Regions from separate parts of the Homo sapiens genome. Here region 2 is linked to region 1. Evidence: chromatin loops called from intact Hi-C (ENCODE). Cell type or tissue: adrenal gland. All regions are shown on one strand. Each heading gives the region's core, and the rest is flanking DNA. Links, peaks and the distances in the headings are about the cores only.

The links. A loop is a pair of places that touch in the nucleus more often than their neighbours do. Peaks named below come from ENCODE experiments on the same cell type or tissue, not always from the same donor. Only the 100,000 strongest peaks of a DNase experiment are listed, where the experiment ranks them.
Region 2: it touches region 1 in a loop (1.8-fold over the local background); 18 of 110 quality-filtered maps call a loop at or near these places.

What each region holds. Positions count from the first base shown.
Region 1 is chr6:15,308,851-15,319,517 of GRCh38, forward strand. The region is part of intron 1 of JARID2 (jumonji and AT-rich interaction domain containing 2); the gene reads left to right. It also overlaps the pseudogene RNU6-522P. Among named protein-coding and RNA genes, the nearest start is that of JARID2-AS1, 65 kb to the left of the region's middle. RefSeq lists a silencer at 1-262 and enhancers at 3,677-3,746, 8,958-9,047. In adrenal gland, for the core only: no CTCF peak of the experiment used is centred there; no DNase peak of the experiment used is centred there; H3K27ac peaks cover 2,285 bases.
Region 2 is chr6:15,429,964-15,440,630 of GRCh38, forward strand. The region is part of intron 3 of JARID2 (jumonji and AT-rich interaction domain containing 2); the gene reads left to right. Among named protein-coding and RNA genes, the nearest start is that of DTNBP1-AS1, 110 kb to the right of the region's middle. RefSeq lists a silencer at 2,983-3,032 and an enhancer at 8,927-8,996. In adrenal gland, for the core only: no CTCF peak of the experiment used is centred there; no DNase peak of the experiment used is centred there; H3K27ac peaks cover 547 bases.

The DNA of each region.
Region 1 (10,667 bases), core at 1,454-9,453:
GGATAATAGTTAGGCTAATATAGGAAAATTTAATCATGGCTTTTCTCAAGTTTAATTTGAAAGAGTGCAGTGGGGAAGTCCCCTGCAGGGTGGAAATCGTAGTAGTTGAACATGAGTGACCTTTTTGGTTGACTGACTGCCCTTCCTGTGAAGCTGGCCCAATATCTTTCCCCTGTCAGGATTACTTCCTGTCTCAGCCTGAATAGTTTAAGTAGCTGCAAGATTGATGTTGGATATCTCTGGGAAAATTCCATTCTCTTGAATTTAGCTGACAGAGTACCTCTTTCATTTCTTTCATTGTGTTCCATTTTTGACCTCGGAAGGAACTAAACATTATTTCTCATCCAACAGACTCATTGTTCATCATCTTTGGGCTTAAAAATCCTGTGTTCCCTCAGTTATTTCTTTTATGAAGGTTTCAGGTGCCTCATTATTCTCTATGTGGAGACTGTGTTAGTGTCTTTAAAAATCGACATTCCATGTTTTAAGCATCTAGTATACATTATAAGTAGTGTGATATTTTGCATCCATTTCACTCAGCCACCCTGCTTCTAGGAATTTGGCCACAAGGATGTGTAGTAAGTATTTTACTGTGTATCCCAGTGAAAAATGGAAACCAATAGGGGATTGGTTAAATTATGGAACGTCTGTTCCGTGCAGTCATTAAAATGAAATGGTAGCAAGAATGTTGACTGACATAAAATAAGTGAAAAAAGCAAGTGAGAAAACAGTATTTACAGTTTAATTTTTTTGTCTTATCTTGGAAAATTTAGTAAATATATGTATACATATAATATATAAAGCATACATATATAAACGTGTGTGTGTGTGTGTATATATATATATGTATGCTTTGACAAATGAAGTGGTGGTGTAGGCACAGGTGGGAGGGGCAACTAATCCACACTGAGGGATGACAGAAGGCTTGAAGGACAGGGATTAGCCAGGTGAAGATGGGATTGGCCAGTAGTGTGTTCCAAAGTGAAAGTGGAAAGCCCAGAGGTGAGAAGTGGCTTGGAAGAGTTTAGGAAGAGGGATGGATGCTCAGGAGATAAGGCTTATCTATATTTTCTCCAGGAAACGTGTATTACTCTGTAATAAACAAAAAAAATGGTACCTAGAAAGCTTCTTCTTCCAAAGAAGAAAGTCAAGGAAGCAGCAGGAAAACAGATTGCTTTGTTGCTTTAAGGCTGTGGATTTTGGACTCTTAATGAGATTAAGGCCAGGGAGGCTTTCCCAGGTTGGCTGGATGGGCTGGGGCTGGGTGTCTCTGGTGAAACAGATGAATTCCAGATAGGTAATTTAATTTCCAGAGGTGCCGCACAAATGCCTTTGCCTCCTGCTACTGGTTAGAGCAAAACAAGCATGTGATTTATGTAAAAATACATGAATATTAGTTTTTATCAAAACCCTGCAGAAGAAAAACAGTAGAAAAAATGATACTTCCTGCCATAGCCTCTTTGTGGAATGAAATTAAGAAAATCAATATTCTTTACAAATGACTAGTCACAGTGGAACTGGTCTGTTGAACCTACCCTTTGTAGATAGCATTAATACATCACCCTCTCCCACATTACTCCAACCATAACAGAAATAGTGATTTACATAGGAAAATGCGAGCTGAATTAAACAAGGATGGCCCTGAATTCTGCTGTAGGGATTCTTAAGATGGCACAAGCTAGGCTGTGAATGCCTTGGCCTCCCCTCTTCTCCCCTGTTTCTGGGTCATGCTCCCCTCTGGATTTCTTGCTGGGTAGTTCTGGAGGGAAGGGGATGCCCTTCTACATAAGCATCTGCAGGTGCAGAGATGGGATGGGCCTAAGTGTTCTGAGATCTTCCAGGAGATGGGATTTCAATCTCCAGAATTCCCATCCCCGCTTGGCTCTTTGGTGGCCCAGTTCTGGAAGTTGAGATTTAGACCAAGATTATAGTCTTAAAATAAATCTTGGATGTGACTCCTGCCAGGATGACTTGTAAATAATTTCGTGCCAGAAACCGAGCTGACTTTGGTTTGTGGGCTGGAGGTGGCTGATTCCAACTCTGGGAATTCATTCTAATTTTTGGTGCCCTGTTCACCCTGAGTTGTCTTCTCACGGCTGCCTGCCCAGTCCCTGTGTGGGAATGGGAACCGTCATAGAGTGAATATGAGGACTTCACATCCTTTGGGATGCGGGTATTTTAGTTCCAGGGCTAACATGGCACGTTGGCAGTGAGATAGTTGCTATAATAATTCTCTAATAAGCTGTTGGTCTCAGAGACCCTTCCGCGTGGCGTATCAATGGGGCTTGTGACAGTAGGAGTTGGGATCTTAGAGGATTCATATCACCCTTGCTCCTAATCCAGTAACCCCTAGCAGTGCCCATCACCAGCCTCACACCACCTTGTACCAGTCTTGGGCATGGTGAGTCTCTCTGGTACACTTTTACATTAGAAAAAGTCTGAAGAGGCTGGGCACGGTGGCTCATGCCTGTAATCCCAAAACTTTGGGAGGCCAAGGCGGGCTGATTACCTGTGGTTGGGAGTTCGAGACTAGCCTGACCAACATGGAGAAACCCCATCTCTACTAAAAATACAAAATTAGCCAGGCATGGTGGCGCATGCCTGTAATCCCAGCTACATGGGAAGGCTGAGGCAGGAGAATCGCTTGAACCTGGGAGGCGGAGTTTGCGGTGAGCCGAGATCGCGCCATTGTACTCCAGCCTGGGCAACAAGAGCGAAACTCCGTCTCAAGAAAGAAAGAAAAAGAAAAAGTCTGAAGACTTGTGAGCAAGCCTTTTCTCTCCCACAGGTAAATATTCGATCTGCCTTTCTGCACAATACAAAAGCAAAGTCCTTAACACAAGCCACAGATGGCACTCTGATTCGGCTTGCAAAAAAGGTAACTGTTTTTTTTTTTTCTTTTTTCTTGTAATATTTTCCTTAAAAAATTTTTTTCCTCTTAATACCCTAAGCCCCAAAAGGGAGTTTGTATTGTAAAATATTCTTTAATAAGTCACTTTTAACTACGTGAAACTGGGGGGAATTTTCCACATTTGGACCAGGTCCCTGGATTGTATTGCCAGAGGTGTGGCTTTTGGCATTAACTTTTATTTAATTTGGATGGCTACTTTCTAGAGAAATCAATTTAACCTAAAAAATTGTCATAGCTCATTCTACATATGCACCCCTACTGTTCTAGATTTAAAAAACAAAAACAAAAGCTTTCTAAGTCAGTTTTGATTTTGAGACGGAGTCTTGCCCTGTCACCCAGGCTGGAGTGCAGTGGTGCGATCTTGGCTCACTGCAGCCTTCACCTCCCAGGTTCAAGCAGTTCCCTTCCTCAGCCTCCCAATTAGCTGGGATTACAGGCGTTTGCCACCACGCCTGGCTAATTTTTGTATTTTTAGTAGAGACAGGGTTTCACTGTCTTGGCCAGGCTGGGCTCGAACTCCTGACCTCGTGATCCACCCGCCTCGGCCTCCCAAAGTGCTGGGGTTACAGGCGTGAGCCACCATGCCCGGCCTCAGTTTGGATTTTTAAAAAACCAATCTTATTGAAGTAAAATTTATACATGCAGCCATTTCAGGTGTACACTGTGATAACTTATGACAACTGCACACATCTGGGTATTACCATCCCATCAATATATGCACCTCCTGTCACCCGAGAAAGCTCCCTTGTGCTCCTGTCCTGTGCCCCCATGCCAGCGCCGACCTGCCTTCTTGCACTGTAGATTAGCTTTGCCTGTTGTAAATGCCATATAGATGGAAGCACTTTTGTGTCTACATCCCTTCACTTTGCTTTGAGATTCATCCAGGCTGTGTGTATGGTTTGTTCCTTCCTGTTATGGTTCAGTAGTCTCCTCTCTTTCTGTCTTTCTGTGTTCTTCCTGTGACTCACTCATTGTCTGTGTTTCTTTTTTTCCCTGTAAGCCTGGCCTGGTCCTTTCGTGATTCCCTGTAGTCTTTTTCTCAAGTGGGCATTAAAGCAACCTTATCTTTCACACACACTGAAAGAACCTAGTAACTGAGAGATGATCCAGCCAGATTCTGCCCTTACCTTTACCCCTCACCACCCCACTAGGGGACAAAACAAGCAAATATACTGACTGACCCAAGCCTTGTTGTTCCGACGAAAACACTGGCGTTCAGCATCTTTCCCGCAAACCGAGCTGCAGCCTCCAGTTTCAGAATAGTGCCTTCCATAAAATCTGTGGGAGTTTTCCGTTTATGTTGCTTGTTTTTAAACAATCTTCTTGGAAAAGAATTCAGTGCTGTTAATGGATTGCCGTCGGAGCTTTTTTTACATTACACCTGTCCTCTGCTTCCTGATCTCCTTTTGATGGTTAGGGAGAATATGTTGACTTAGAATAGCAAGGAGCCATGGCACCCCAAGGAAACAGGAAAAATCTCAGTTTTCATGGATGAGAAAGTCCCATTCTATTGTCTGTGTGTGCCTGAGTATGTACACTGTAACATCTCATTTTTAGTTGTATGAAGAAAGCGCTGTGGCTGAGAACCAGTGTTTGGAGGTTGGGGTAGGGTAGCCTGGGTTCATAGTCACTACATATCCCAGCTCCCCAAGCCCTAGGAGGTACTGCACAAGCAGTACAGACAGGGTCTTGCATTTGTGCCTCTTCACTGGTGACTTCCCATTTTGAAGAGTGCCAGCTTTTCTGGGAAGTCTGCTGCCAACACTGAGCCGAGCCAGGGTTGCTGTTCACATCTACGCAGGCTGTTGGTGCCGCGGCAGCATGCTGTCCTTGAGAGCACTGTGGAATTTGCAGTGTGCCGTACAGATTCAGAAATGGTGTATGTTTCTTGTGGCATTAGTGTTTTGACTTGCAAATCTGGAAAAGAACAGGAAGTCTTGGTGGAAACACTCTCTGGCTGATGTATAGAAACCTGTGGAGTTAACTGCATTTTAAGCACCAATTATTAGAAAATGAATTTCTTCTTACTTGGGGAGATTTCTTTCAGATCTTAAATACATTTGTCATCTAAACCTCTTCTCCTAGGGGCAGATGATCCCTGCCTTGGGCCTAGGAGAGTAGACATTGGTAATTACCTTTGGCCTGTGTCTCCCCAAATATCCTTATACCTTCTGCTGGCCCATGGCTGTCTAGAAGCCCTCATGGAGGTGCTGCTTTTGTTTTTATCTCTTCATTTGGGGAGAGGATACTGCATCTGGACCCAAGGCCCAAGGTGTCCTGATGTTGAGTCCTTCCAATTCTGGGTAGCCATGAACAGTGATGCTGTTCATAGATAAGGTCAAAGGGACGGGCTTAAGGTTAAGCTCAGTTAGTGGATGGCAGAGGCTGTATTCAAATTAATCTTGATCCACTCTGCAGGTTGCTGTGGCTCCTGTTTCCCCCACTCCTGTGGTCTCCTGCTGTGATTCTGTCAAATTACCCATTTATTTATAACATTTGCCACTACTTCAAATACTTTGTTATTTATGTGGTTTTGGCTTTCTCTGCTAGAATATAAAGTAATACAATAATTTAAAAAAAATGAAGAGCAAGACTCTTTTTGTTCTTGAGGTGAATCTTCTTGCTTATAAATTTACCCCAAGCACCTGGAACAGTGCCTGGCATGTGGTACTTAAGTATTTGTTAAAATAATGAATAATAAGTAAACGGCATTTTGAAAGTTGCTGTCATTCAAATTATGATTTGTGGTGTTAGAGTTCTTATAGGCAGGGCTTAGTTTTAATAAATGACATTGAGAGCTAGTTATAAATCATACATTAGACATAGTTTAATCAGTTTGGTGCTTGTGTATAGAAGCGGACAGAACCCTGGAGATACAGTTGAGGCCTCTTCAGTGAGAGGAGGGAGGAAACTTGCCTTGGAACAGTGTCACAGACAATCCATGGTACATAGATGCCAGAGGTAGACACTGTAGGTTAGGGAAGGTTTGGGGACTGTGAAATGAATGGGCAGCAATAATTAGTGAAATATTATAAATTGCCTTTATTACTGTTGGTTTCCCGACTGCTTCAGTAAAACCAAAAAATACGCACATACTTAGCCTGATGTGTTTAGTTGGGGTTGCCGTTATAGAAAAGCCTTTCAGAAGATACAGAAGAGTGATCCTTTCAGCAGCACATATACTAAAATTGGAATGATACAGAGAAGATTAGCATGGCCTGTATGCAAGTATGACACAGAAATTTGTGAAGCATTCCATATTTTTATGTATTGGAAAATCAGGTTTGGATTATGCAGTTTCTAAAATTGAAGAATATTTCATCCTTACCAATATGTTTTGAATAGTATTTTGCCTTAGAAATAATTTTTACATACTAAATAATACGTATATTAATGAAGAACAAAAGGAAACGGAAGAGCAACGTGCTTGTCCAAAAATTCTCCATGTGTATAAGTGAATTGATTCTGCCAGAAAGAAGAGTTTAGACATGTTTTTATTGCAAACAACTTCCTTCAGATGCCAGGTAGTAGACAATCTACAGGACTAGGGAGGATGAGAGATGTCCCTTTAGAATGCTGTTTGAACCCATGATGGATTAATTACGAAGGTTGATGCCCATCTATACCAGCTGGCTTTCCAAGATTTATTTGACCCGTTGCTTTGTCTTGGAGAACTGCAGTCTCTCTCATATAGCTTTGATCTTTACTGTGGGAATCATAGTGCAGTCAGTACACCATAGGGTCAAGTGCTCAGTCTGCCATTTTAACACAGAAAACTTACATATTTAGAAGTAGTCACGTATCTAGAGTGTGACTGGACTACCTGAATAATTGAGATGAGATACGGTCAAAAAAGTGAGATATCTTCATCTGCTTCAGGTGGCTTTTAGGCTGCAAATCCCTAGAAGTTGTGGTTGTCCGGAAGTTACCAAAATAAATGAGTGGTGTTTCGCCCAATTCTGTTTTTTCAAGTTCTGTTTCAAGTTCTGTTAAAATTGTTAGCAGAACTGGGAAAGTGCGTTAATGAAGCAAGCAAGTCCTGTAGTGTGTGCTAACTGGGCCCAGTGTGCCGTCCATACGTTGAGTACGTTCATTAGTGATTTCAGACATGAGTTTCTCAGGGCTCCCAAATTTATGGAAGAAGTAAGTGATGACTTCCAAATTCTTTGTCTTCAGATTGATTTAAAGTGACTGAGGGCATAAGCTGGAACCAAGATTAGAAAGAACACAGTTTACACGAGTCCTGCTTCCTTTTTTTTTTCATCCCGTGAATGTTATCTTCAGTATTTTCTCAACTAATACGAAAAGTACCACTGAAGTGGGGTCTGCTGGCTTGAAAACATGTGTGAAATACAGATTCTATGGGTTTTTTTTGACATGGAGTCTCACTCTTGCCAAGGCTGGAGTGCAGTGGCACGATCTCTGCTCACTGCAACCTCTGTCTGCCTTCCGGGTTCAAGCGATTCTCCTGCCTCAGCCTCCCTAGTAGCTGGGACTACAGGCACACGTATTTTTAGTAGAGACAGGGTTTTTGAACTCCTGAACTCAAGTGGTCTGTCCACCTCGGCCACCCAAAGTGTTGGCGTTACGGACATGAGCCACCATACCCGGCCAGATTCTATGCTTCTGTCTCAGATTCAGTTGCTACCCTACAGAGGTGGCCAGTTAGGAGTGTTTCATAATGAAGATTATGTCTTTAATCATTGTGAGGTTTGTGGCTGAGGACAGTAGTCCTTATGCTTGTGCTGGTTAGAAGTAAAGAAATTTTGGACTGTTCTTGCTATTTTTTTTGAGATGGAGTCTCTCTCTGTCGCCCAGGCAGGAGTGCATTGGTTTGATCTCAGCTCACTGCAACCTCTGCCTCCCAGATTGCTGGGATTACAGGCACCCACCACCATGCCCAGCTAATTTTTATATTTTTAGTAGAGACGGGGTTTCACCATGTTGGCCAGGCTGGTCTTGAACCCCTGACCTCAGATGATCCTCCTGCCTTTGCCTCCTGAGTGCTGGGATTACAGGCAAGAGCCAGTGCACCTGGCCCACTGCTATTGTTTTTAACACAGCTTTGAAAGCAGTATGATTTGGTTAATAGGATGGCTACAGCCAGACACCCTGGGTTTGAATCTCAGCTCTCTATGGAATGACCTTGGGCAAGTCATTTAGCCAGCCTGTGCTTCAAGTTGCTTGTGTAAAATGGGGATAATAGTACCTTTGTTATAGAGTTGCTGTGGGGTTTCAATGAGTGTACTTTTGGTCTAGAATGAATCTTTTGTAGACAGTCTTGAGTATAATGGGTTGTGATTTTGTGCTTCTTGTCCCATCAGTTATTTATAATTAGCAATGGTACTTTGTTGCATGTACTTAATTTGATTTTATCTATTTAGCAGTAGAATTTTTTTTCATCAGAAATAATTTCTTCCTGTCCCTCTGTGAAATCCCCTTGAGAAAGGGGTAAGAAATAGCTCTGAGGACCAGTTGAAAAATAATCGATCTGAAACACAACAGACAATATTAACATGTCAGTTTTTTCTGTTTTGCAGGAAAATGCAAGTCTCATTTAGGATAATAGTTTGATTTCCTGAGGTGGTTATGGTTATGGTTTTGTGTAACTGAGAGTCATTTAAAGGTGATGCATAGGTTTGCAGGTAGAAATACAGTTTTGTTTGAAATCTGGGGTGTTCAACCGACATTGTGGTAAGAGTAATTTCCCCCAAAACTCCCTAGGAAATTTTTACCTTTTACTTCAGTAGACCTGGAGTCTTGCCTCTTGAACTGAAAGTGAGGTTGAACTTCATCCGTAAAGGTGAGTTTTCCCCAAAGGTACCTGAATGCTTGCCGTGTAACTGATGGGTCCATAGTCCACTGCCAGAAGGTACCCTCTTGCGTCTCGGAGGTGCTGGTTCTGAAGTATCTTTTTTGAGTTTTAGTTGGAGTTTCTCTTGTTGAGAATTTTGAATCTCAGAAAATGCCATGGCTGCGTGGGTGTTTGTTTTAGCTCCACACCCTTCATCTTCAGGGTGGATGCACCCTTGGGTGGCGTTGCACACAGCTGGCGCGTGGAGAGCCGATCCCTCCAGGGTTTGTTTCTTTAATACCAGACCCGCTCCCACAAAACTGGTGTATTTAGGCGTCCCCTCTTCTCCTGTGTTTGTTGCTGGCCAGCAGTGCCTGCAAGTTCCAGCAGATGAGGTGAGGATGGACAGTGAGGTAGAGGCTAGTCTGTTTGCCTGGGTTCACTGAAGTTGCTAGGTTTTGAGTTTGCTCCAGATTAGTGAATATATCAGCTGTGAGAATAAGAGTGATTAAAGCATGGTGGCGCATGCCTGTAGTCCCAGCTACTGGGGAGGCTGAGGCAGGAGAATCACTTGAAACCTGGAGGCGGAGGTTACAGTGAATCGAGAACCCTGCCACTGCACTGCAGCCTGGGTTACAAGAGCAAAACTCCGTTTCCAAAAAAAAAAAGATTAAACAAATAGGACTTCTCCATTTGTATTTAAACTTCAAAGAGAAAGCTGAACTCCAAGGCCCAGCTGGAGGACACGTGGATCCAGCCAGCATGTTAGATGTAGGCAATTGGAGAAGGACAGGGAGACAGCAGTGAGGTGCAGGGGGATGAGGCACATAGTTGTCTACATGAAACAGGCAGATCTTTGTTTTCGTATACCTAGAATAGTTTCCATGTCCAGCAAGAACTTCCAGGTTTTTGTTGTTTTTTGTTTATGCTTTGGTGGTGGTGGTGGTTGCTACCACCTGGAGAAAAGCTGCCTTTGCAGCCCCACAACTGTGCAGTTGCTGTGAGTGAGCAGGCTGGGAACCACATGCTCTTGTTCTGACATTCACTGGAGGCACCCCCCTCCCCTTTCCTTACAAGGCATCTCAGAGGATTGTCATTTGAGGCAGGCCGGATTCACTGGTGTGACTGTTTCAGGACTGGCTTGTCTCATTAAAAAACATTTTTTGGATCAGAAACAATGAGGGGTGGGAAAGGCAACAAAAGCCTCTTGAGATTCCCGGATTGCTCAGGATGTTATAAACAGTAAGTGCTGCTTTTGATCTTGGAGGGTGGTGTGGGGTAGGCGAGAAAGGGGGTGGTGGTTATTGGGAAGAGGGCTGGAGCCAGACAGCCATAATGGCTTGTCCAAAGGCTGCTGTGAATCCCAGTGGCAAAGAGCTCTGCACTTCCCGCTAATTTCTGTTTTCTTTACTGTGGCTGGCTTTATTAAAAGGACATAAGGAAGCAGCCTAGACATTCAGTCCAATCAGTTTTCTAGGGTAGCAGATGAAAAATAAAATTGGGCCTTTTGTATTTACATAGAAAGTAAGTAGGGTGGCTAGCTTTTATGGCTTATTCACTTTCTTGCAGGGAGAGAGGATGCTGTCTGTCTGTCTCTCATATGTATATAACATGCTTGGAATGCTATAAGTTATCAAAGATTCATTAGATGAGCACAGATCTTTCATTCTGTCTTGAAACATGGCAAGGTTTGAAGTTGGTGGACCAATGAGAAGCTGTGCTGCCTTGAACAATAATTTTAAAAGAGTTGCTCTGACAGCATATCTTTTGTAACTTTTTCCTCTCTGTGGTTCTGCAGTAGCCATTTTGTGTCTGAGTGACATGGAATTTCTGTGTTGCTTTTTTCTTTTTTTTGGAGACAGAGTTTCCCTCAAGCCAGTTGCCCAGGATGGAGTCCAGTGGTGTGATCTCAGCTCATTGCAACCTCTGCCTCCCGTGTTCAAGCGATTCTTGTGCCCCAGT
Region 2 (10,667 bases), core at 995-8,994, 120 kb after region 1:
TCATTATAATATTGCTGAATTGCTAGCAGCCCTCTCTAATTAGTCATGCCAAGAGAAGGCAAAATTCCATCTTCTTGCATGAAGATTCTCTGGTTCTTCCCTTGGTGCCAACTTAGGGTTAACTCCAGCTTTCTGGACTCTTTCAAATATAAAAACATTTAACCTCTGCATCTATGTCCATGATAATAAAATAATGTCTTATAAGGATGCCATTAAATATATCTGACGTTCTTGCTAAGATTTTGTTTTTTCCTTAGGTACAAGATGTACTTTTGCTTCTTTATCTTCCTGGAGTTTAGTTATCAAGACAATTTCTGTGACATTAAAATACCATGTATGACCACTTTATAGAATATTTCAAGTATGTACAATTGACCTCAATGTTAATTCATTTCGTTTACTATATACAAAATGTGGGAAGAAGGAAAACATTTAAACAGAAAACAAGAACCATGCTTGATACTGAGTTATTTTCCTGCTGTTTATATGTGGTTGCCAATTATATGTTGAAATACATGAGGCCTTTTGAGATGTTGCTTCTCTTATATGAAATACTGTTCTGTTGAGTATATAACAGTATAATAGGCCAGGTGCTTTATTGAATTAAGTAAATTGTTTTCTAATATGATTTAAAAAGTGCACTAAGCAAGCATTGGGTCGGGTGTAGTGAGATGTCCATCTGTGAAGGGCTTATTGATAATCTGGTGATGAAATCGCTTTTGTCAGTGCCTACTTACCTGGGGGTTGTGGGACTTGTGGGGCATGCTTTCCAGTCCAAGCCCACTTAAGCTTCTGCTAACTCTTGGGGGAATGAATGGTCTGTAGGGGCTGCTTTGAGTAACTGCACATGATCCAGACCAGTCTTGGGGTACTTTATTATTCTGTCAACTTGGAACTGTGTAGGATGGGATTCTAGCAGTTTCTAAATATATGTTGTTTTCAGAGCCATTCTTTTTCTGGAACATAGTTACAAATTTGTTCAGCCTGTTACTCAGCCCCCAAGAAATATGTTTGCATTCACTGTGACAGCCTGTAGACTATTGGTACCGTGCAGGGCTGTAATCTGCTTGTTGTTCCGGCAAATACCATTGTGTAATGTGGACTGGCACTTGGCCTTTCTGGAGCTTGTAGTTTTTCCCCTTTGTAGGGAGTTGAACTGCCTTTGCCATAATTTCTCTCCTGATTATCATTTCTTATGCCTCCTGCAATTCAGCCTAATTGAACTGTGCTGGGATAAATAGAGCCCTTACAGATCATGTGAATGTGAGATCATCCCATTCCCTAAATGAGGAATCTATGGCTTAGATAGGACTGGGTGCTGTGAGTCTTCCTGATTAATGTTTTGAAATGATTTAGGAACCCAAATGCACGCTGATGTTTTCCATCAGCTGCGATCCGTATGTCTCATAAACGATGCCTTCCTGCTGTTTGGGTTTTGGGAATTGTTTGAGGCCAAGGAGAGGAGGGTATGGCTCCTTCAGCTTTACCCTTCTGAAGGTCATGAGGAATAATTCTGACAAACACCTTGAAGACAGTGACGGCTTGTGCCTTCTGTGTTGCTGTTACCACTGCCTCCACTACTTTTAGTGTAAACAAGCTCTTTACATATTATTCACATTTCTTGGTTCAAGCCTCAGAAGACCAGGATATAATTTTAAATTGCAATTAGTTAATTGAAATTAAGTTTCTAAAGAAAGTGTTGAAGACTCTTATCTTTTTCCCTTTCAATGAAGCAATTTAAGCACTGTAAGAAATTTACAGATGGCAGTTTGGATAATGACCCCATAGATTTTTTTCCAGAGAGGTTCTGTCTCCAGTGTTGTCCCTTTATTCAGGGACATTGAATCAGAGCTGTGAAGCAGTCTGTTTTGTGGTTTCTGTTGAAATCCTCTTAAGCCAAGTCACTAAAGGTATGCCACTGGAAAGGACTCTTATCTCTTGTGAAATAAATCCAGTAGGAAGCCTGTTCTCAGGAATGCCTGGTTAGGTACACAGGCTCACTGTGCTCAGTAGTGCTCCTGCACTTTTGCTAAGCCACTGAGACCCACAGTTCAGCTGGTACCAGTGTGTTACCGGTGGAGGGTGTCCAGGTTCTTGGCGTTTTGAACAAAGAATTGGACAAAACACACAAAGCAATGAAAAAAAAAAAACACAGATTTATTGAAACGAAAGTACACTCTACAGGCCGGGTGTGGTGGCTCCCGTTTGCAATCCCAGCACTTTGGGAGGCTAAGGCGGGTGGATCTCTTGAGGTCAGGGATTCAAGACCAGCTTGGCCAACATGGTGAAACCCTGTCTCTACTAAAAATACAAAATTAGTCAGGCATGGTGGCTCACGCCTATAATCCCAGCTACTCGGTAGGCTGAGGCTGAGGCATCACTTCAACTTAAGAGGCAGAGGTGGCAGTGAGCTGAGATTGCGCCACTGCACCTCAGCCTGGGCAGACTTGGGACTCTGTCATCCTCCAGCTACTCTCACCTTCAAAAACAACAACAACAACAACAACAACAACAACAAGAAAAGTACGCTCCACAGACTGGGAGTGGGCTCGAAGCCAGTGTCTCAGTAGCACTGGTTGCAGAATTTTCTGGGGTTCAAATACCCTCTAGAGGTTTCCCATTGGTTACTTGGTGTATGCCCCATGTGAATGAAGAGGATGAAGTGAAGTTTCCTGCCATAGCTGGAAAGTTTGGAATGTTACAAAGTTATTTACTTGGGCTAGAAGGTTGGCAGTTTTTCCGTTTGATTTAGTTCTAGGAAGTCCTTAGGCTCCTTCCCTCCAGACCCTGTTCTCCTGCTGCAGAAGCACAGGTTTTTGAATAAAGTTAGATGTTTGGTTTGTATCTAAGCTGTTAAAAGCTACTTAAAAGTGTCTGAGCCTCTCTGTTTCCTTGTCTGATAAATGCAACCATTACACCTTATAGCATTGGCTATAACCCAGTATTTCTCACATGTAAGCGTGCATCAGAATCATCTGGAGGACTGGTTAAAACACAGACTGGCTAGGTCCTGCCCTGAGGGTTTTTGATTCAGTTAAGTCTGAGGTGGTGCCTGAGAATTTGCATTTCTAGTATGCTCCCAAGTGATTCTTTTGTTGCTGGTTGAAGAATCACACTTTGATAAGCACCACTCCGAGGGCTCTATGTGATTTAAAGCACGTATTATATTATTACCCTTAAATAATAAGCACCCATTCTATATATAGTTGCTGGGTAAGTGAACAGTGATTATGTCTGTGGTTAAGAATTTTTAGGGCCAGGTAGCCCCATTTCCTTATAGGGACCTTTTCCTTTGTGTGTCCCCAAATGTTTCCTTCCTCAGCTTGTTCATCTGCCTTGTGCAGAGAAAGAAAAGTAATAATGTCTTTCCTTCCCTTGCGGTTTATTTGAAATTATTTATAGTCTAGTTGTTGGCTGCATGCCTCCTCCCCAACCCCCATGTCTCTCTGTGTGTGTGTGTGTGTGTGTGTGTGTGTGTGTGTGTGTGTATAATTTCAGTTTAGGCAGTCGCTTAGGTGGCGTGCATCCTACCTAAGGGCATGTCATCCAAGTGAAAGTCTTTTCCTGATGTAAGCAACTTATTAGAGCAAACAATGTGATTTAATCTTGGATTTCCTTTGTATTAGGCGGTCATATGCTGGCTTTAATTTTATATTCATAAGATGATTCCCAGCTTCCTGTGGGTTGCAATACATGGTGCTTCCCTTGGCCAGGTCGATGCACCCACTACTGCCCACCCACATCAATTGCATCATACAGGACTGGGGATGTTTTTCTCCATTCTTTTGGGGATATGGGGGGAAAATTTGACAGTGCTTTCTCCCTGATAGTTCTTTTCTCTTATAATTAGCATTAATGGATGATACTGTGGCTGACAATAATGCAATATCCATCATACCCCTGTTTTTTAAATTCTTTTAGGCCCTAAGAGTTTTTCCAGTAGCCCTCACTCTCCAGGGTGTGTGTGTGTGTGTGTGTGTGTGTGTGTGTGTGTGTGTGTGTGTGTGTCAGGAGTAGAATAGGGTTGAGAATATGTATGTGCCAGTGTACTTTACTTTCCCTGGTTTCACATGTTTCAGCTTGGCATGAGACAGTTTATACCCAGTGGGGGAATCTGCCCGTAAAACACAGGTACCTCCGTAAGTCTGTCTCCACCCTTCACTGTGTTCCTAACAGTTTTTTTTTTTATTTTTATTTTTTAAACGAAGTTTTGTTGTAGATCAGAGAATGAGAGATGACATTAAATAATACTGTAGCTGTCCCTTGATGCACAGAATTCATGCTTCTGTGATGGACAATTCCATATACTCCTCAATCAGTGACTTATCTTTTAAAATGGAATTTGTTGTATTTTTAGCCTGTGGGGTTGTTTAGGGTGGTGGTATCTTTCAGAGAGTGTTGCACATAGATAGATTACGAGGAGCCAGTTCCCTAGAGGAGCTGATGGGGAGAGAGATTTTCAGAAAATTCTTAGAAGGGCAAATAGGGTCAGCTGTCATCTTTGTTTATTTTAACCACTGTGAAATGTGGAAGAGAATGCATTGGTTTTTCATTGTCATGACAACAGAGGCTCTTCACACCCCTGGGCACAACAGGAAATGAACCCATTCATTTATCCAAGTGTGAGTCTCAGAATCCCATTATGTGAATTCCATGGAGTGTTAATTCAAGTATTTTGATAGAATGTTATTGTGTATTCTCCAGCAGTATTTAATAGTTGCCTAATCCTACTCAAGTCACTAAATACCCTTCTTGATCTGCTGTTTCCTCATCTATCAGAAGGAGATAAGATTTTCATCTATAGGACAGTGTTTCTCAGCTTTCCGTATCTTGGGCCTTAACCTCTGCTGGAAGAGGACTTTGAAGTTTTGCAGTCTATATAACTCATGAAATTTTTGCTTTCTACTTCTCAAGTAGGTTTGGGTTTCCTTCAATAGAAAAATGGTTTGTTACTGCCAAGTGAGAGCCTTAATTCTGGCTAGTTTATTTTTGATTTCTAGAAGCTCTGTTTGGTTCTTTTCAAATGTTAGGTTACACTCAAATGTTAGTTTCAATGTTTGTTCAGTGGTAGTTTCAGTGTTCACTGTTTCAGGTGTTAGTTTCCTGTTTTTCAAACTTGGCTTTTATTTGTTTTAACATAGTCTGATGATTCAAATTACTGACTGACATTTTCCCAGTTGGACATCTGCTGGGTTTTCCTCATGGTGCTTTATTTCCCCTGAATGTGAAAAGTTGTTTGAGGGGGAATTCATTGAGGCCTGAGATGAAAAAACTCTTCTTACAGAGGGTTCATGTATGTTTTTGCTACATACCTTAGGGTATCATCAGTCCAACATTATTTAAACTAAATTCAGGGCTTGAGAGATGATTTTTATATTCCAAATCCTCGTGAGGGCCGCTTAAGTTTTACAACTTCTCAGGAAAGATATCCAGCCTTTGGGAATCCTAGCTGAATGTAAGAAAGTTGTCTCCTGTTAGAGCCCCATTTTAGGGCTTGGAGGGTGGTAGGATGCCACCTTCCTCCCAGTGCCAGTGCTAGGGAAATCAAGTTCAGGTTTGTTTGTGTCAGAAGCACAAAAGTGGGGTCATTTCTCCTTGGGTAGGTCTGGGTTCTAGCTTTTGTTCTTAGAATTTCCATCAGTAATTTCTTGTTTGTTTATTACCTCATTGATGGCTTTAATGACTTGCTTGAATATCTTGGCCTGCTGTATTCCTGGAAATGACTCATGATGCCATGCTTTGCTACATTTTATTTTTTTAATTTTAAATAAATACATTTTACTAATTTGAAATCGAGTAGATTAATAGTATAAGCTGTTTGGCACATTGGAGTTTCAGTGCCTTGAGGATGAATTCCAAATTTTTTTTTTTTTTAAACTTTGAACTTCAGGAGTACAGAGCAAACCAATCCCAAAGCTAGCAGAAAACACAGAAAAGCTTTGCTGCATTTTATGGTTTCTATTGAAATGGGGAAGGTTTTCTTGTCCCCCTCTCAGGGCGTGCGATGGAGGAGTGGCTCACTTCTTCAGTGCCCCGCTGCTCATACCTCTAGGGGAGCATACAGACGGGCAGGTTGTAGGGCTGCAACCCCACAGCAGTCTCTAGGGGTGAATGTTTACAGCTGAAGTCCCAGTGTGCATGTGTTACAGGGTGCTCCTTTAGTTTGCTGTCTATAGGCGGCTTGTGTTAGCTCAATTAGACTCCCTTCCTTGAGGACAGAGGGATTTCTGTAACCCATGATCCTACCCTTGGTGTATCAGAAGAATCGGATCACACGTGGGCTTGGAGAATGATCGCAAGGTTTTATTGCATAGAAGTACCTCTCAGCAGATGGGAGAGCCAGAAGGGAGATGGTTTTCCCCTGGAGGCGGGCTGCACGCTGGTCGATGGCTTACTGGCCTGCCAGTGCTCTTCTGCGGCCGTGCTCTCCACAACCAGCCGCTTGTGTCGTCTTCCGCTGATGTGTTCCTCAGGACGTCCAGCAGCTTGTGTCTATGTCTTGCTAGGGTCTTGGGTTTTTATAGGTTTTCATAGGCCCAGGATGGGGGCGTGGCAGATCAGGGTGGTCTTGGAAAATGCAACATTTGGGCAAGAAGGCAGAAGTGCCTTCCTCACTTAGGTCTTGGGAGTAGAGCCCTAGCCAGGGGCCACGCCCTTCCTCTACCCAGCTTTTCCCTCCCCACCTTCCCTATCATTTAAAGGGACCATGCTCTTCTATTCCCAGCACTCCTGTATCACTTGTTGCCTACCACCTGCGATGCCCTGTTTGAGAAGCATGATTAGAAAAATCCCAGCAATCTTTTCTGTTTCTAGTGGTGTGGACTCCTGCTTGGAAGGCTTTTCTTGTGATTTTTTTTTTCCCCCATAATGTTTATATTCTGTGTTTTCCTATTCAGTTATAATGAGTTCAGTTCAGGGGAGAATGAGGTTCAAGTGGACTGTGCTTCCCTGAGAGAGCAATTGAGTGCTCTCCTGGTCACATAGGTCTTGCACTTCTGGAGCTCTAAATGGAACCCTCCCAGCATATCCAGGTCCTTCTTAGAGCCCGACTGCAGGCCACCCTGTCCTTCAGCCGTGTGATTTTACGGTTTTACTGTTCAGCTTCAGCATAGATTCTACCTGGAAGCACAGGGGTGTGTGGTCATCTTTTCTTCCTGGAAAGGTCCCTTTTGGTGAATGATTGAGTTCCCAAGCCAATTTCTGTCCCAGAGGGAGGTTGTTTCAGGGACTGGTTGGGAATGGCAGTCTCCACTGACTCCATGGTGTAGTCTAGGTCATACTTTATGTTGTGAGGCTGTGACTGGATTATGTCGCACTTCATGAAACCTAAGGCTTCCTGTTCAGACCTGAAAGGCAGAAACTGTGTCTCCTTCATTATCCATTCCCTAAGGTCTGTCCCCTTTTATGTCCAGCTGAATCACACCATGAACCCTTGGCCTCAGCTCCTTATGCACTGTCCTTTACGCTTACATTGTGGAAGTCCTCCCTTAACCTAGTTAGTTACTAGGGTTGTCTATCTGCAGTGCTAGTTTGTGTAACATTCTCTGCTTTTAAAGTTGTATGACATAAAAAAATAGAAGAAACGTATTTTAAAAAGAGGAACTTTTTCTCTACCCTCTTAAGTTCAGTTTTGGGGAGCCTGCTAATTAAATGGATGAAAGACAGATTAGCAACAGGGAAAAAAAAAACAGATTTAGTTGAGTTCACAAAGAAATGTGACTCTAAGAGGAGGTTAGAATTTACCATCCTAGAATCGCTTGAACCCGGGAGGCGGAGGTTGCAGTGAGCTGAGATCACGCCACTGGACTCCAGCCTGGCAACAGAGTGAGACTCTGTCTCAAAAAAAAAAAGAAAGAATTTACCATCCTAATGGGATGTGGGGGGCAAAAGGGCGATTCTGGGAGGACAAATAAATTCTTAGAAGAGGGTGGAGAAAGGCCACTTAAGAAGAACAAGTGAATTTTTGGAAAGGTAAGTGGGCCCTTAGCAGAATAGATAGAAGATAGAATATTTTTGTCAGTGTCTGTTAGTATTGTTTTCCAAACCCACACAGGTTTAATGTCTTGGGGCCTGTTCTGGGTATGAAGTTACTATGGCTGCTTTTTGATGGTATTTTGGAAATGGGTTGTGGGGTGGTGGGATGGGGAGGAAACTTGAAGTATCCAGCTGGAAATGTTCTCATTTACAAATTGCTGGAGGAGAAGCCTCAGCAACCCTTCCCAGGACTGATATATGGCTGGGAGTGTGGAGTTTGGCAGTGGATTGACACAGTTAAAGATGGATGCCTCTTTGATCAAAGGGAGACCATTAGGGCATGTTGAGGCTGGCGGAATCGGAAAGTTGCATTATAAAGAGGGTAGTTATGCATCCCCCCTCCCAGTGCCTGTCACCCACATCTTTATGAACATGATTCTGCATTTGCCCAGTTGGCTGGCATAACATTCTGCTGAAGTCAGCAGTGAGGGAGATGTACGTACGTAGCTTTTTTCATCTGTGAATTGCAGAGCGTAGAAGGATGTAGTTCATTTCCATGATTCCTCTGCACGTCATTGTTTCTGACCAATGTGGACAAAATGTGAGTATTTTTCTGACAATTCCAACTTCTTTGTTATTGTGGTTCCTCCTGGCAGCCCCCGCTTTAAAGATCCTTTAGGCAAATGTTATCCTTTCTCTTCAATGGTGGCTTGCCTTCCTGTGGTGGGGGCAGCATAGCTTGAAAAGAGCTAGGAAGCAGTTTCCCTCCACAGTATCCTTCTATCTGCTCCATTGAAATCCCTTACTGTGGCCATGCTCGGTGGCTCACACCTGTAATCCCAGCACTTTGGGAGGCCAAAGCAGGCGGATTGCCTGAGGTCAGGAGTAAGAGACCACCAGCCTGGGTAACATGGTGAAACCCTGCCTCTAGTAAAAATAGAAAAATTAGCCAGGCATGGTGTTGGGTACCTGTAATTCCAGCTACTCAGGAGGCTGAGGCAAGAGAATCGCTTCAACCCGGAAGGGGGAGGTTTTAGTGAGCTGAGATCACGCCACTGCACTCCAGCCTGGGTGACAGAGCAAGACTCTGTCTCAAAAAAAAAAAAAAAAAGGTGTGGGGGGTGCTTTTTCTGGTTCAGGCAGTGGAACAGGGGAGAATGAGGCAAACCCAGCTACAGTGCCTCTCATAGGAAGCATCACAACCATTAATTACTCCTGGTGCAAGAGGACTCAGTGAAGCTAGGTTTGAGGTTGGGGTAAAAGATAAGATTTTGGACATTGCTCATTTAAGAAGTTTTTAGCTGAAAAATCTTATCATTGGCTGCTTTCATTGTTGGAGGTTTATAAGCCTGTTGCATGGATCTCTATCCTCCTCCTGTACTTGCACCCCTGCTGTTATGTTTTATTAGGATGTCGTGCAATTTATTCTCCCGTTTCTTTCACTCCTGGTTATACTTTTGATCACCCTTCCCTCTGTTTTGTAATGCCATCCAGAAAAAATGAACAGATAGTGAGGCTTTGTGAGGAACCTACGATGGATATGTGGCTGCAGCCTTCTTTGGAGGGTTTAAGCTGCACTGAAGGAGGCTGACCTTGTGGCTTTATCATTTCCTGTCTACAGACAAGGAAAATGGGCTTAAGCAGGAGGGATTAATGAAGGACTTAATTGAACAGGAAGTCTTTGTCTTTTAGCCCTTCAGAATTACACACAGCTTGGGTGTTTTTATCTTGAGTCCTGTTTAAGAGATTGGACTTCTTTTCTCAGGATGTTTCCGGAAACTGAGTGGGGATCAGAAATTGTCATGGAGTTAAAATGCTAAAGAAGAGGGGTAACAAGCCAGCTTCATTGGATGAGGAGAAGGGCTTGTTTTGATTTCCTCATTCTTCCCAGTCTCACCCCTGGGAGTTTCTGCTACTGGCTTGGCTCAAAGCCTTAAAAACCCATAGAGTACTTTTATAATGTCACAGCAAATGCAAGCATGTTGTCTCTGGAAAGGAACTCTGAGGCACATGTGTTAAACCAGCAATGCTGTACCTTTAGCAGAGTGTTGTTGGTTCCGTGCCTGAAACACAGATAACATACTTGACATCAAGACCCCTTGTGAATCAGAGAGAATGACTTTACCTTCTTGGAAACGTTTTGACTTGAGATGTAGTCAGAAGATATTCTCGTCCGACCCTTTGAGGGTTCATTTAAGCCGTACGCAATTAGATGAACATGTATGTCCTGCAGATACTCACTGCTCATCTGTTGTCCACTGCCGCTGTCTACATATGTGACCTCTTTCAATTTAGTGCACATTCTTGACATCAGGTGGATTCACAGCTTGCAACAGCGGACTGGTCCTTGGCTGATAAAAACTGGGAGGACTTTCATGTTGTACTGAGGCGAGGTGTCTGAGGTCATGGAATGGTTATTAAGATTGTAATCGAGGTAGAATATTGTGAGTTGGAAGGTTTGGGCTGACCCCTTTGCATCCTGCCTCCCAGCCCCTCAGGTCCCTCCCTTTGGTTTGATTCAGTGATGCCATTTGGTTTCTGTTTTGTGGCCTGAAATATGGTACCATGTGCAGTGTTGAATGTTGGGAAAAATTTAAGGCTGCTTAAGGGATATTCTGGGTATTGTTAGAAAGGAAGTTGATTTGCTCACCTTGCCCTGTTGCCCACTTTCCATTGGCACAGTTTCTTTGGGT